2 separate regions of the Mus musculus genome follow, and region 1 is linked to region 2. Evidence: chromatin loops called from intact Hi-C (ENCODE). Cell type or tissue: heart. All regions are shown on one strand. Each heading gives the region's core, and the rest is flanking DNA. Links, peaks and the distances in the headings are about the cores only.

Region 1 (6,884 bases), core at 2,896-5,395, 140 kb after region 2:
TTTTCTTTCCGAGACATTTGCTGGGGTGGTTTGATGGCCAGAGAATCATCCTCCTCTCCTCTGAAAGAGATGAGCAGCACCGTGAGAGCAAGAGCAGAGTGCCAGCATCTACTCAGACAAGAGCATCATTCCCAACACAAAGAACTGTGAGAAATCAGTGTGGCCTGTAGTACGAATGTGCCGCCTTTCTACAGAGAGGGGCGTGCTCATTTATCCATTTCCTTGATTGTGGTGATGGTTTCATGGCCAAGGTAAAATATGTCAAAGCACACATCATATACAATTCATTTAGTTATTTATACCTCGATAAGGCTGCTAAAGTCCAGTAATTTTATTAACTTTAACAAATAAAAAAGGTCACTTAGGGCTGGTGAGATGGCTCAGTGGGTAAGAGCACCCGACTGCTCTTCCGAAGGCCCTGAGTTCAAATCCCAGCAACCACATGGTGGCTCACAACCATCCGCAACAAGATCTGACACCCTCTTCTGGAGTGTCTGAAGACAGCTACAGTGTACTTACATATAATAAATAAATAAATCTTTAAAAAAAAAAAAGTCACTTAGCAGAACCTTCAACTAATTCTTTAACACAAGACCCTGGAAGACTTTACACTCTGAGTTTCTTAGAAGGATTTCCCTCGGAGTTGGTGAGATGGCTCAGCAGGTAAGAGCACCCGACTGCTCTTCCGAAGGTCCTGAGTTCAAATCCCAGCAACCACATGGTGGCTTACAACCATCCCTAACGAGATCTGACTCCCTCTTCTGGTGTGTCTGAAGACAGCTACAGTGTACTTACATATAATAAGTAAATAAACCTTTAAAAAAAAAAAAAGGACTTCCCTCAGTTGTCTTACAGGATGGGAGGAGAGAACAAATGACCTCACCACCGTGAAAGGACCATCAGACATCGATGCTGCTGACAGTGGCCCCTCCAAACTCAACCTTGGGTTACTCTGAAAACTGTAGACTTGCAATACAGGATAGCGATTTAAATATACTAACTAAATGGTGCTGGTTTGATTGAAGATATTACAAAGAAAGGAATACATGCTTATTTGGACTTCATAATAGCTGACTCCACACAAAAGCCATCTCACATGTGAGACAAACGTCAGGACAAAATACAAACTTTAAATAGCCAGCCATGGTGGCACACACCTTTAAATCCCAGCACTTTTGAGGCAGAGGCAAGTGGGTTTCTGAGATAAAGGATTTATATAGTGAGCTCCAGGACAGGTAGGACTATATAGAGACACTGTCTCAAATAAACAAAAAAAACCCAAACATACAAAAATTTATCTTTTTAATAAATTCATTTATGTGTATGAATGTTTTCCTGCATATATATTACATGTGCCCATGGAGGTCAAAGGGCGAATCAGATTTTCTGGAATTGGACTTACAGATGGTTGTAAGTCACCATGACCATTGGCTGCTGGAATCAAACCTGTAGACTTGCAATACAGGGTATAAAAACAACAAGTGCTCTTAAACACTAAGCCTTCAAACCTTTCCCTAGTAATACCGACAAAAGGCAGGCTAGGGGACCAGAGAAAAGGCTAAATAGTTAGGAACACTTGTTGTTCTTGAAAAAGACCCAAGGTCAGTTCCCAGGACCCATACTGGGCATCTCACAACAACCTTTTACTCCAGCTTTGGGGACCTTTTGATTCCTGTGGATAAAGTAACACCCACGTACACCCCCACCCCAACACTAACTCCACCCACCAACCAATAAAACTGCAAAAACAAAACGCATGTTTTAAGTAGTTCACAATTCTGTATTGGGATGCATTCATAGCTAACCTAGGGCCCATGTGGCCCATGAGCTACAGGCTAAATATGACAACAGCTTAAGTTCTCTCACCTGTCTTCCATAGAATCCTCTCTTCTATATGGTGAGTTCCTGATTGTGATCTCCATTCGGTGATCTCTCAGCTCCCCCTCCTCAAGGGAATCCCTTTTGGAATCGCGGTCATCAGACTAAGAAGCAAAGGAAAATGAAGCATTGAGTCATTTTCCTTATCAATCACCTTTCTTCTTTGTCTATCTTTGAAAAATAACTTGTTATGTAGCTCAAGACGGTTTTTGAGCTAGAAACCTGCCTCCGTCTTCAAAATGCTGAGGTTACATCACTGTACATCACTGTACATCACCATACGTAGCTCACTATATATATGCACAGACACACACATATATAGGAAGTATATGTGTGTATATATATATGCATATATACACATATATGCACACATACATACAAATGCACATATATATAATTATACATATACATAAAATATACATTGCACTGGCTGGCTTTGAACTCAATAGATCTGCCTGCCTCAGCCTCCTGAGTTCTTGAGTGTTAGGATTAAAGGTTGTACAGGTTAAATATCTTTAAGGATAATTGAAGTTTGCTAACCAACTCTAAATATACATTTTTTGAATAGAAACTTCAAATATTAATTTTGTTCAAAACTCATGTAATTAAAATCACTTTTTTTTTTTTTGGTAACCTGAAACCTGAGAACAGAAAATTTAAAACATTGTACATGATAAGGGTCATAAGACTATATGAACGTTAGTTTTTCTGAGCCAAAACTAAGACTTTAGTTGGATTTTTACACACGAAATACATCATACATATATTGACAATAAGAAGCACTTATATCAATGTTTCTTATCCAGTCACCTAAGGACTCTAAATATATCATCATCCAAAGCAAGGTAATTACAAAGCACTCATTTTAATTGCAAGGAAAGTTCCCACTTTATTAAAAATGCTTGGTAAATGGTATTATGAATATACTAATAATGAAATGAGAAAAATTAGTCTGGTGGCAGTAATGATTCTAGGTTCAGAATATTTTATTTTGTAACGAGATATTCTCATTTCGATACAGCTTCAGTGTGTTATTAATCTATCTTCAACGTCAACTGAGTATATGAATGTTTTTGTTAATTTTAGAATAGATTTTGGGCTCACCTGTGACATTTGGAAGTACAAAAGAACTTCACCGAAGAAGCGTTGTTCTAATGGAAAAATGAGGGCAAAGAAATTAAATCTTCTTTAAGAAAACCACTTACTTAAAAAACATAGCTTACATTTTTTAAGCGTTTTATCTCTGCTTTCTCCTCTTGTTCTTTCCTTCGTTTCTTTTCCTGGAGAATTTCATCTAACGTTTTCACTTTCCAAGAGTCCTTTTCATCACCCATTTGAGTTAAAACACTGCAAAAAGAAAAACAATTCAAGCAACCTCGGGACACAGAAAGCTACGGTCGGTCTGTCGGTCTGTCTTTTCCGAACACTTAAGTCTAATCGTTAGTGTTTCAGAGTAAGTCCCGGTAGGTCGGAAGGATTCTGCCTGAATACACTGTCGTTTCTGTCATTCCTGTAAGGTTTTGGGTAACTTAGTTTACCTCAGTGTTTTCCGTAAAACGCAACCATCATCATCCACGTAACGGTACTGTTCTAGGATGAAAGACCATCCAGGTCATTTCAGTGCCTCGCACTCAACACACTCTGCCTTAGGTGTCAAAAGGTTGTATGAGAAAGCTCCAGGACGCGGGGAGGCCTGGGTGACAGGTAAGATCAAGGTGCACTGTCAAGCGCGGGACTCCGGGGCGGGGTCCCACTTCTGAGGGTTCAGTCACGCAAACCTGAGGCAAGGGCCGGCTCCGGGGGCCGCCAGGCCTGCCGCCTCCACCGCCCTCAGCTCCGTGTGGAGCGAGACTGCTCCGCGGCAGCAGCGTGTCGCCAGCCGCGATTCTTCAGGGGCGCCGTAAACCCTGCTCCGAACCCCCGCGCCGCTACTCACCCCTGCGCCGCTACAGCCGCCGCAGCCGGTCCTGGAGTCTGGGAAGGAACAGCGCCCGGCGCGCGCCAGGATTGTCGTCACTTCCTCCGCGGAAGCGTGATGATGACGTACGACGACGACGACGAACCGCGTGTGCGCTCGACTTTTTTTGGCCGCCCCACAGTACCTTGCGCGCACCGGAAGTGTCCTTACATCGTGAGTTGGCTCCTGCCAACGACGCGAGGCTGGGCGGATAAAAGCGAAGTAGCGTCTGGTAACGTCCTGGGGTGTCTCCGAGAGATGACGTTTCGAGACGATGCGCTCGGCCGTCTGCGGAAACCGGAAACCGTGCCTCCCGCTGCACCTTCGCTCTGCCAGGCAGGGCTACCTCCAGGCACTCGGTAGCGTAGTCTGCAGGCCGAGCAGCATTTGCACTCGTGACAAGCTGCTTGTGCCACTCAACCTTCCGCAGCCAGACATTTGTTTCTACCCATCAGACTAATTGCTCTGACGTATAGACGCCTCCAAAGTGGCGTCGTGCCATCCAATGGAAAAACAAGTTGTCTTTCTGACCTACCCAGGACCCAGGAAGCTGAATTCACAGGTAGGCTAGTTAACATCCTATGATGAGGAAGTCCCCTGCACAAGAAAACATTGAAACGAATCCAGTTTCCTCAGCCAACCTCCTTAAAACAACCTCTTCTGCTTGGCCTACGATAGTGGTTGAGTCTTTATGTTATTGTTTTGCTTTGAAATAGAGTTTAGTACGTAGACCTAGCCTCTATTTCTGGCCTGTATCTCTGTATTCTTTTTGTTTTCTTTTCATTCTAAATGCTGAAGTGTCTAGACACTTCTCAAACGTGTACTTAAACCACCTGAAGGTCTTAAAGGTTTTTACGATTCCACTAAAAACCTATTAACCTATCAGGGCTTATGGAAGAGAGAGCAGAAAGGAAAATTCCAGCTGCTTGTTTTTGTCAGGTTATCCTGTGGGTATTGGGGAAAAAAACAAACAAACAAAAAGCAATGCCATGCATCAGTGGAGCACACCTTTAATGCCAGCACTAGGGAGACAGAAGCAGGCGGACCTCTTGTGAGTTTGAGGCCAGCCTGGTCTACAGAGCTAGTTCTAGGACAGCCAAGGCTACAAAAGCAGCTCTGTATCGTGAAACAAAAAATAGCAATATGATTAAATTTCTTGAGTTAGGGTCAGAAACAAACAAAATGAAAAGGAAACCACTGTTAGTTATGACTGTGAAATGGTAAGATGTGAAAGAATATAACAACTAGTGTATGAAAAAAATGAGGGATATTGGAGTGAAACACTTTGTGATCCCAGCTCTTACTTTGCCTCCAGAGTTATCAGTGACTTGGAAACTAAGTCTGATTTCAGTAGCATACATAACAGAGTTATACAAGCCAGGTGGTGGTGGCTCACATCTTCGATCTTATCACTTTGTAGACAGAGGTACCGTTTAAAGGTGGCCTGGTCCACAGGGTTACACAGAAAAACCTTGTATCAAAAAAAAGGAAACCAAACGAACAAAATAGTTACATGTTTTCATATTCATACAAGAACCATTGGCAGCTTGGATAAAAAGAATGAGGAGGCTACTGCAGGATTAATTACACAATACCAATTTATTTCAGGAATCACTGAATTATCTAACAGAATTCTTTTCTAGGAGGCATTAATATAATTATTTAAATACTGAAAGAGGTGAAATACAAAACAGTGTACATTTTATGATGTGTTTTAATTCTCTAGTATTGTTTGGTATAAAGCAAATATGACTTGGCTTTGATGCAGACAATTGTCCACCCTAAACTGTGGCCTTTTCCAAAGTGCCAACATTGAACGAACATTGAACGAACATACTCACAATTACATTATTATTAAGTCCAGACATTACAAATGAATTTAGTATGCAGCTTGAGTCCCAGAAATGAAAAGTAAAAACAAACAAAAACCCCACAAACACACAACTAGCCAACTTGATTTAATTCAAACTAAACTTGGACATATTAGGAAGGGTCCAGCAGCTGGCAAAGTCAGGATCAGAGTACCCAGGAAAACGTACTTCAGAGACACTGAAGTTAAAACCTACTACACTCTAATTGTGGTGGATACTATTTGTCCACAATCAGCATGTCCTGTTCTAATTCATGGGGAGAGCAAAGGCATTGATAAACTAAGAAAAACAGGCTGGAGGCCATGTCTCAGAGAAAGAATAGCAGCCTAGCATTCCTGAAGCCCTGAGTACTATGCCTAGCATAATAAACGAAGGGTGGGAGAATGAAGAGATGAAGAGGCCGCCTCACAGGGAGATCAATATTTACGTGTTAAGAAAAAACAAAAGATTGATGTTCAAAGGCAGGAGTCAGAAGTGGTGACACGTACTTGTAATCTCAGTCCTGAGAACGATGACTTAGAAGAATCTAGAGTTCAAGGACACTATGGGTTACATAGGTAAATGCAATCTCAGGAGGAGCCGGCATTGTTTCCCATCTGTACTAACATCTTTCTTTACCCCTTTCCAATGTTAAGAAGACATCACTTGCTGGGCGGTGGTGGCGCACGCCTTTAATCCTAGCACTCGGGAGACAGAGGCAGGTGGATTTCTGAGTTCGAGGCCAGCCTGGTCTACAAAGTGAGTTCCAGGACAGCCATGGCTACACAGAGAAACCCTGTCTCCAAAAACAAAAAAAAAAAACAAAAAAAAACAACAAAAAAAAAAAGAAGACATCACTTGGACAGATGTGACAGGAGGCTGTGCTGAGCATCTGTTATTATCACTGAGCAAAGTGATCATCTGAGAGCAGGATCACAAAGCCACTTGTTTTGTGCTGTTTTTAAGGCACAAAGTAAAGTTTACTTGGCCGAATCCCTTGAACAGCTTTAATTCTCTTTAATCTCCTCTGACTCATCATTTTTACTTTTCTTGAGACAAGGTTTTTCTGTGTAACAGAGCCCTGGGGGTCCTGGATTTGGCTTTGTAGACCAGTCTAGCCTCAAACTCACAGAGAATCACCTGCCTCTGCCTCCTAAGTGCTGGGATTAAAAGTGTGAACCACCATCTGAAGACAGATG
Region 2 (8,351 bases), core at 3,530-6,029:
CAGACAAACGCCAAGAGATCCAGCTTTCAGATGGGAGCAGGACCCAGGTGAGACAAGGTGTTGTGGGAGGTGTGAAGTCTCTGGGCAGAAACAGGACAAGATTAATCACCAACTGTTCCTATCATAAATGCCAGTTAGCTCTCTGCAATTAAATATGGTCTTGCAACCAGAGCCATATTTAAAGAAGGAGCCATCAGGTGTAGAGAGAATCTCTTGTGTACTGTGTGGAAGCATCATCTGTCAATAAAAACCTGAGGGTCTTTTAGCTAAGGCAAAAAATAGAAGGTGCTGGGAGGTCATGGAGGGAGAGAGGAACTCTGGGATAGAGTCAGGTGCAGGAAGAGATTTGCCCCAAACTCTTAGCAGACAGACACATCAAACTGAGGAGAGGTAACCAGCCATGTGGCGCACATAGAATACAATAATGTTATAAACTAGTCGGGGAATGAGCCAAAGCTTATGACCTAGACATTTATCCATAAATAGTTAAATTTCAGAGACAGTCTACATCCTATCAGACTGTAAGGTATAGAGTTAGCTGCTCAGAGGGAGAGGCTATACCTCTGCCCTCTTAATGGTAATCAATCAATCAATCAATCAACCCCCCTGCTATCTGACACAGGGTCTTGCCAACCTTCCCAGACTTGTCTCACTTCCTTTTCTCCTTCTCTTTCTTTTCTTCTTTTTTTCAATGCGAAGTTTTGCTATATTGCTCAGCCTAACCGAACTCCTGGGCTCAAGTGATCCTCCCACCTGCTTCATCCTAATACTTAAAAAATATGGGGGGCTGGAGAGATGGCTCAGCGGTTAAGAGCACTGACTGCTCTTCCAGAGGTCCTGAGTTCAATTCCCAGCAACCACATGGTGGCTCACAACCATCTGTAATGAGATCTGATGCCCTCTTCTGGTGTGGCTGAAGACAACTACAGTGTACTGATATATAATAAATAAATAAATATTTTAAAAAAAATATGTTTAAACTGGGCGTGGTGGCGCACACCTTTAATCCCAGCACTTGGGAGGCAGAAACAGGCGGATTTCTGAGTTCGAGGACAGCCTGGTCTACAAAGTGAGTTCCAGGACAGCCAGGGCTACACAGAGAAACCCTGTCTCAAAAAAGCAAGCAAACAAACAAAAGTATGTTTAATTTTAATAGTGTTCATGACCTGTGCGGGTTTGTACATGTATCTGTGAGTTGAGAGGATTCAGAAAGGAGTTACAAACAGCAGGGAGAAGCTTGATGTTGTTGCTGGAAATAAACCTCAAGTCCCCTAGAAGAGCAGTGCATACTCTTCTTAGCCACGAAGCCGTTCTCTAGGCCCACGCTTTAAAAAAAAAAAAAATTGAAAAAGTCAAGATTCAGAATTTTATAAAGGTTATGTGCTTACCAAATACAGCAAAAGACTGAAAGGTGTGTGGCTTTAAAAGCTCTGACCCCCTAGCTGGGCATGGTGGCGCACGCCTTTAATCCCAGCACTCAGGAGGCAGAGGCAGGCGGATTTCTGAGTTCGAGGCCAGCCTGGTCTACAAAGTGAGTTCCAGGACAGCCAGGGCTACACAGAGAAACCCTGTCTCGAAAAACAAAACAAAACAAAAAAACAACAAAAAAAAGCTCTGACCCTCCTTACTTACCCATCTAAGCTCAAAGGCGACTGCTATGAGAGACGTGGTTTGTCCATTTAAAAACAAACAAACAAACAAACAAACAAAAAACCCTTATGGCCAATGAGTGATGTCTGGCTATTGCTGGGAAACTCATTTGGTTTTGTTGGGGGACAGGGGTCACAGGTAGAATAATCTTAGGATTTAAATTTAAGACAAATGGTGGTGACCTACACGGTTCATCCAAGCATTTGGGATGTAGCAGATTTCTGAGTTCCAGGACAGTTTGATCTGCAGCTTAAGTTCCAGGAGTGTCAGAGCTCAAAGAAACCTTATATCAAGAAACACTGGACAGTGATGGACAGTGATGGAAGCAGAGCTAGACTTGCTTATTGAGCTAGCTGTACAACACATCTTTGCTGATCTTTGTTGCAAAGAGAGAGGCCTAGTTGAGAACTTCTCTTGGCATTCCTCTTGGTCCCTCCTACAGAGGCGGTGGCTTGGCTGTCTCCGTTAGGTTGTGTCACCACTGCTGATTCATGTTTGTTATCCAGACTATCGAACTGGACTGTTAGTGTGTTTGTGAAGTGTATGGGAATGGATGGAGCTGCTGCTGTTAACCTGGGAAATGAACTGTTGATTTTCAGACAACATAGACAGGAGTTGTTCCAAAGAACCATTTCTAAACAGGTCTACCTCCCCCATATCCTTTTTCCACTATCTCTGATGGGTGGTGGGCTATAAGGAAGGTTACAGCACTCAAGAACTATCATTAATAGTAAGATTTTAAAAAATTAAAGTTTTATAAAAAATAAATACGACTAATAACATACCTTCAACTTCCTTTTTTATCATTTAAAATTGCCTTTTGTCCAGTGTTAAAAAACAGTCCAAACAATTCTGTGAACTCAACCGGTTTTATGAAAGATGCCTGGACCCAAGACGCTGACTTTGGTAAATGTGGGTTCCTAGTGACAACTGCCACTGTCCATGCTACCTTCCACTTGCCCAAAGGTTAGGTCAACCCTAGGTCCAGAGCAGGCACCTGGCTCAGCAGGCTCCCAAGGAGCGCTCACTGGCTAACAAGCACAAGCCTGGAGCACCAGCCCTCACTCTAAGTAGCTCCTGAGTGTAATGTACCCTCTGCAGGCTCTGGGAGTCGGCTTGGCTTTCTGGCTTGTACTGCAAAGCAGCAGCATGCCAATAGCCGCCGTGGGTTGCCAAAACACCAAAGAGGATCGGGCTCAAAACACCGCCTGAGCAATCGTAGCAGAATGGTGCAGGATTGTTTGTCAGAGGCGCCCAAGTCTCTGACCTAAGTAACTCTCTTATTCTTATGCACGCTTGGCTGTAGGAGCCGCTGGCCTGGAGACGCTCAAAGCAGCCACAGATATACATGAATCCGGCTCCGAGAAAGCGTGGGGTCACAGCAGGGGTGCCCGGCCGGTCGAGGGGCGCCAGGGACCCCTTCTCTAGTCCTCCCGGCTGGAGGTCTCACCCCGATTACTTCGCCCTTAGTTGCAGTGACCTGAGGCATCTCAAGTCCGGAAAAAATTAGCTCCGGGAGACCCACAGCACCTTCAGGTTTTCCCTTCCTCTTCTGTTCTTTGGGTAGGATTCACAGCAGAAGAGTTCTGACCCTCCGTGGTGTGAGTCCAGTGTCTCTGATCGTCTGTGGGCTCTGTGGCTGGGGCGTCTCCATAAATGCCTATAGCGACAGGTACAGAACGACCCCAGAGGAATAGCACCTTTGCTTAAAAAAAAAAAAAAAAAAAAAAAAGTTTTCTAGGATGAAGGCACACCCACCTCGAAAACTTTGCTCCTATTTGCCTGGTCCAGGAGCTCTGTCCAGTTCCGCCTCCTTAGAAAGCTGGGCAAATCGTGCCACCGACGCCACTGGCGTCCCTATGTCAGCGGCCAATCCGGCGGCTGAGAACGTCTTGACCCTCCTAGGTTTCCGTCGTCCAGAAGGAAGGGGTGTGGCTCGCGCCTGCGCAGTGAGTCGCGCCCGCGGCGCGTGGTGACTGCGAGGAGCCTCGCGAGTCACGCTCCGGTACGGTCCGCCGAGGGCGCGCGGAGCTTGCAGACCATGTCGTGGCTCTTCGGCATCAAGGGCCCCAAGGGCGAAGGCACAGGGCCTCCGCTGCCCTTGCCGCCCGCTCAACCCGGGGCGGAGGGCGGCGGTGACCGCGGGGCGGGAGACCGGCCATCGCCCAAGGACAAATGGAGCAACTTCGACCCGACGGGCCTGGAACGTGCGGCCAAAGCGGCTCGCGAGTTGGAGCACTCGCGTGAGTGCGCGGGCTGGGCTTGGCGGGCCGAGGCCCTGGGAAATGGGAGGTTTCTCTCGGAGGCACTAGCTGCTGCCCTTAGGACTTTGGTCCTCTTGACGTCTTAGCAGCACAGTGGTCGTTCGCAGCCGTACCTTTCAGGTGACCTGAATGGCCGCTTATGGGACATTTGGTCATAGCCGTCCTGCATTGGGGGAGACCCCGATCCTGCCACCCTCTTGCACTTGTAGCTGTCAACACGTAGGTCGTAGGAGAGACCCTGTGCCAATGTTGGCCTTACCTACTTTACTGTTGGGCTTTCTAGCTGCCTCCACGTGGTGCAGGCCAAAAGTCATAGCCAGGTCAGGCGATCCTGTGTTGTGGTAGTTAATAGCAATCTCTCACTTAAAAAGGAGAGAGTAGATGTCGTGTTTACTATTGGATGATAGCATTCCACTGTGGAACGTGAGGTGAGGGTGTCCGTAAAGGTTGATCCTCTCTGAGACAGATTTTAGCATTGATGGATCCCAAAGGCCAGGACTTTTCCCAACAAATGACACATTTTTGTTTTGATGTTGACAGTTTGTGCCAAAGTGTAATGTAAGGTGGATTTTTTTGATTATTTTGCTTTGTTTGTTCTTGTTTTTATAAAGACTGTGCAGCCCTGGCTGAGACTCCTGTAGACCAGGCTGTCAGAGAAATCACAGCTCCACCTGCCACGGCCTCCTGAGGCGTGTGTCACTATGCCTAGCTAGTTGAAATATTTTTAAGAGCCTGCAGGGGGCTGCAGAGATGGCTGAAAGGCTAAGAGCACTTGTTGCTATTGTAGTGGACCTGTGTTCAATTCTGTGCACCTATATGACAGCTCAAAACCTTCTGTAACCCCAGTTTCAGGGCATCCAAGGACTCCTCTGGCTTCTAAGGGTACCAGACATATACATACTTATATGCAGGCAAAAACTCAAATACATAAAAAATTTTTTAAAAGCCTGAAATGTCAGCTTTGTTGAATGAATACTTATTGAAGGATGTTTCCATTCTCAATTTTGTGTTTATGCGGGTGTTCTGTTTTTCAAAAGATCCTATAGGGAAGCCCTAATTTAAATAGGTATAATATGCAGACCCTCTGAGAGAGAGTCTGGCACTTGGTGAGTCAATTCTCTGCTCTTGTAGGAAAAAAAAAAGTCTTGAGCTCATGCCTTTAATTCCAATACTTGGGAGGCAGAGACAGACAGATCTCTGAGTTTGAAGCTGGACTGCTCTGTACAGTAAGTTCCAGGCTAGTTGGGGTACACTGTGAGATCCTGTCCACTTTTGGCAATGGTCTCTTGAGCCCCACAGACTCAAATCTCCATATAGACATTCAGAGCCTTCAGATTGAGGTCCAGGGTCACCTGTCTCTTGAGGTCCAGCAGAGCTAGTAATTTTGTAAATAATCTATTGTGTTTGCTAGATAATCTCAGTGATTGGGTTGAAATGAGGAAAAGTGGCTGGTTTTCAAGGCATTTCCAGTATTAGAAGACTTGGCAGATGATCCCGTGTCCTGTTACACTGTTACGTAGGGGACAACTCTCGGTAACTCCTGGGTTGGGGAGATCACTCTCTAGACACACCTAGAGTTTCAGAATTGAATCTTGGCTATTAGTCTCACTAATGCAGGCTGTTGTATAGACTATGGAGAACAGTAGTTCCAACCCTCAGCTACATCCTGACTACTCTTGCATGTAAATTGCTCTTCAGGCGCTTGTCCTGGCAGTCCTGGAGGGCTTGCCCAGAGCATGCGCTATCTAGGTTCAGTGCCCTGGCCTCTACTATGCTTTAACAGAGCTCTCTTTTCTGGGCCAGCAACAAATTCCATGGGTTCTGCATGCCCTCATGGGCTGTCTAGGTCTGTGCCCTTTTCTTGTAGGGCAGTCTCAGGTGGGCACTAAACCTGTGCTGAGGTTTACCTATTCTGACTCACTTTACAAGAAAATGGACTCAGAGAAGTTAGCTCAGCTTGCCAAAGCCACATGAAGAAGAAACAGGAGCTGGAGGTTGGCCCCAGTTTTGTTGGACTGTGCTACCTCCATTCCTGCCTACTGTGCTGGGATGAGACCCCAAAGAGTGCTTCTGTCCCCAGCCCTGTCCTGTCAGAGAGAGACAGTGTATCAGAGGCCATTGTGATAACCTGCTCAGCACTTGGCCTCGCAGCTGACTCTCTGAATTGGTGTAGGGCTGTGCCTTGCTGCTCTCTCTCTGCTCAGGTGTGAGTTCTTTTGTCTTCTGTCCTGGTCACTGAAGACAAGAGAGTCTAGGGCAAGATTGTCTTGGAAGGTCCTTCCCAAGCTCTGACACTGTTGCTCATTGGTCGAGTTCATGCCAAACTGCATGTTCTGTCTAAATTGATCCCAAATGTCAGGACATCAGCCGTGCTCATCTAAACCTGTGGAATGCTCATGCCATGTTGCCTCCTGTCTTAGGCCATTTTCCCTCCCCATAATCATACCACTAACAGTCGTAAAGCTCTGGCTAACGACATGATTGTGACATTTGAAAGTAACATGAAGAAATTGCAGCTGACTTTGAAGACTTCAAAAATATAAGAAAGTCATGGGGATAGAAAGTAAGGGTTAGAATAGCAAAACATGGACATCGTTGTATTAGGTATGGGTTTCCTTGGTGATCTTCACTCCCGTGTTTTTCTGTGGTAGAAACTTTTTACAATAAGGTATTAGTAATGGAAAACTATCATGGAAATTTAGACTAGACTTGTTTCTTAGGCCTCTTTAGAATATACTAGAAGTAAAGTTTTTCCCACTAAGGTTTTTTTTTTTTTTTTTTCCTGAGACAGGGTTTCTCTGTGTAGCCCTGGCTGTCCTGGAACCCATTCTGTTGACCAGGCTGGCCTCGAACTCAGAAATTCACCTGTCTCTGCCTCCCAAGTGCTGGGATTAAAGGCGTGCACTACCATGCCCGGCTTTCCCACTAAGTATTGACAAACACCAGTGCCCCCTGACACACAAAACATGTAGAAGACATTAATAACCTAGGCGCGTTGTCTGATATCTGATCCTTACCCATTCTTTTTTGCCTGCGTGTTTTTTGCAACATCAATGGTTACAGATACAGACACCAGCTAGAGCTCTGCTTCCCTAACTGGAAGATGCCTGACATGTTATAGTTGCACAGCCTGATGCTGGATGAGTGTGTGGTGGTCTTTTGATGGAGCTCTTGGCAATGCGATGATCCCCGGGGATGGGACTCTTACATGTTCTCCTTCCCCCAACGTTTCATGGCTACTGGGCTATCTCAAACTCACTACGCCGCTGAGGATCCTTTGGCTTCCAACTTCGGAATACTAGGATCACAGGCGTGCACACAACTCTTGGTTGTGTGTGGTGCTAGGGATCCGGCCTAGGACTTTTTGCATGCTGGGCAAGCTCTGTGACAACCAAGCTCATATCCAAATTCTCCGGGCTCTCTGTCGGAGGCGGGACAGCGGCTTTGAAAGGAACGGTTATTGTGAATCGAGGCAGGGGTGAGACTGGCTGAGAAGGCACACGAACGATCCAAGACTGAAAGCCCCTTGGCATGAGTGAGAGGTTCCATTTTTAGCCACACAGATAATGTTGACTGGCAGCGTAGTAATACCCTCTCTTCTGTTCCCTGCAGGCCATGCCAAGGAGGCACTGAGTCTCGCACAGATGCAGGAGCAGACGCTGCAGCTGGAACAGCAGTCCAAGCTCAAGGTGAGCTGTGGGCCATGAGGGTGTGAGAGGGCCAGGCAAGATGACAGGCTATGGATGTGTTCTCCAGTCTATGAGCGAATTGGGGGGCGTAAGGGCTGGAAGCTGAGCATATTTGGCTATGACCCTGTAGTCGAGGTACCTGAGAGGGAAGTCGTAGGTGAGGAACGTCTGGGCTTAGAGGCAAGGGATCTTTCTTGAAAATTTTGGGGTTTTTTGTTTTGTTTTGTTTTATTTTGAGATGGCTTCCTTCCTTCCTTCCTTCCTTCCTTCCTTCCTTCCTTCCTTCCTTTCTTCCTTTAAGACAGGGTTTCTCTGTATACCCCTTGCTATCCTGGTTTCACTCTGTAGACCAGGCTAGCCTTGAACTCAGAGATTTGTCTGTTCTACCTCCAGAGTGCTGGGAATATAACCTCATACTCCATGATACCCCTGGCTGAGAGTTTTTCTATGTATCCCAAGCTGGCCTCAAACTCTTGGCAGTCCTTCTGTCTCAGCCTTTTAAGTGCTAGGATTACTGGTATGCACCACCATGCCTGGTTTTGTTTTGTTTTGTTTTTTTTTAATTTCTCTGTGCTTAGAAGAATCCTTGAAGCTGGATGGGGTCATGCATGCCTTTAATCCCAGCACTTGGAAGACAGGCAGGTGGATTTCTTGAGTTCCAGGGCAGTCTGGTTACAGAAGACATTCCAGGTCAGCCAGGGCTACACAGAAACCCTGTGTTGAAAAACAAACAACAAAACTCAAAAGA

Evidence for each region. Hi-C counts contacts between places; a loop is a spot of excess contacts. Peaks named below come from ENCODE experiments on the same cell type or tissue, not always from the same donor. Only the 100,000 strongest peaks of a DNase experiment are listed, where the experiment ranks them.
Region 1: a loop joins it to region 2, with 2.6 times the contacts of the local background. A loop is called at or near these places in 3 of 42 quality-filtered maps.

Annotation. Positions count from the first base shown.
Region 1 is chr4:155,621,872-155,628,755 of GRCm38, reverse strand. Cdk11b (cyclin-dependent kinase 11B) reads right to left here and starts at 3,902. Exons shown (of 20, transcript NM_007661.4): 1 at 3,815-3,902; 2 at 3,102-3,225; 3 at 1,867-1,982; 4 at 1-60. The coding sequence starts at 3,212. Gm16023 (predicted gene 16023) reads left to right here and starts at 4,001. Exons shown (of 3, transcript NR_040441.1): 1 at 4,001-4,397. Slc35e2 (solute carrier family 35, member E2) reads right to left here. Exons shown (of 9, transcript NM_177186.4): 9 at 5,416-6,884. In heart, for the core only: no CTCF peak of the experiment used is centred there; a DNase peak (open chromatin) is centred at 4,105; H3K4me3 peaks cover 2,266 bases; H3K27ac peaks cover 1,550 bases.
Region 2 is chr4:155,756,344-155,764,694 of GRCm38, reverse strand. Atad3a (ATPase family, AAA domain containing 3A) reads left to right here and starts at 3,597. Exons shown (of 16, transcript NM_179203.3): 1 at 3,597-3,893; 2 at 7,527-7,603. The coding sequence starts at 3,692. Atad3aos (ATPase family, AAA domain containing 3A, opposite strand) reads right to left here and starts at 3,503. Exons shown (of 3, transcript NR_027972.1): 1 at 3,409-3,503; 2 at 2,918-3,310; 3 at 1,135-1,325. In heart, for the core only: a CTCF peak has its summit at 4,641 (motif pointing right); a DNase peak (open chromatin) is centred at 3,544; H3K4me3 peaks cover 1,646 bases; H3K27ac peaks cover 914 bases.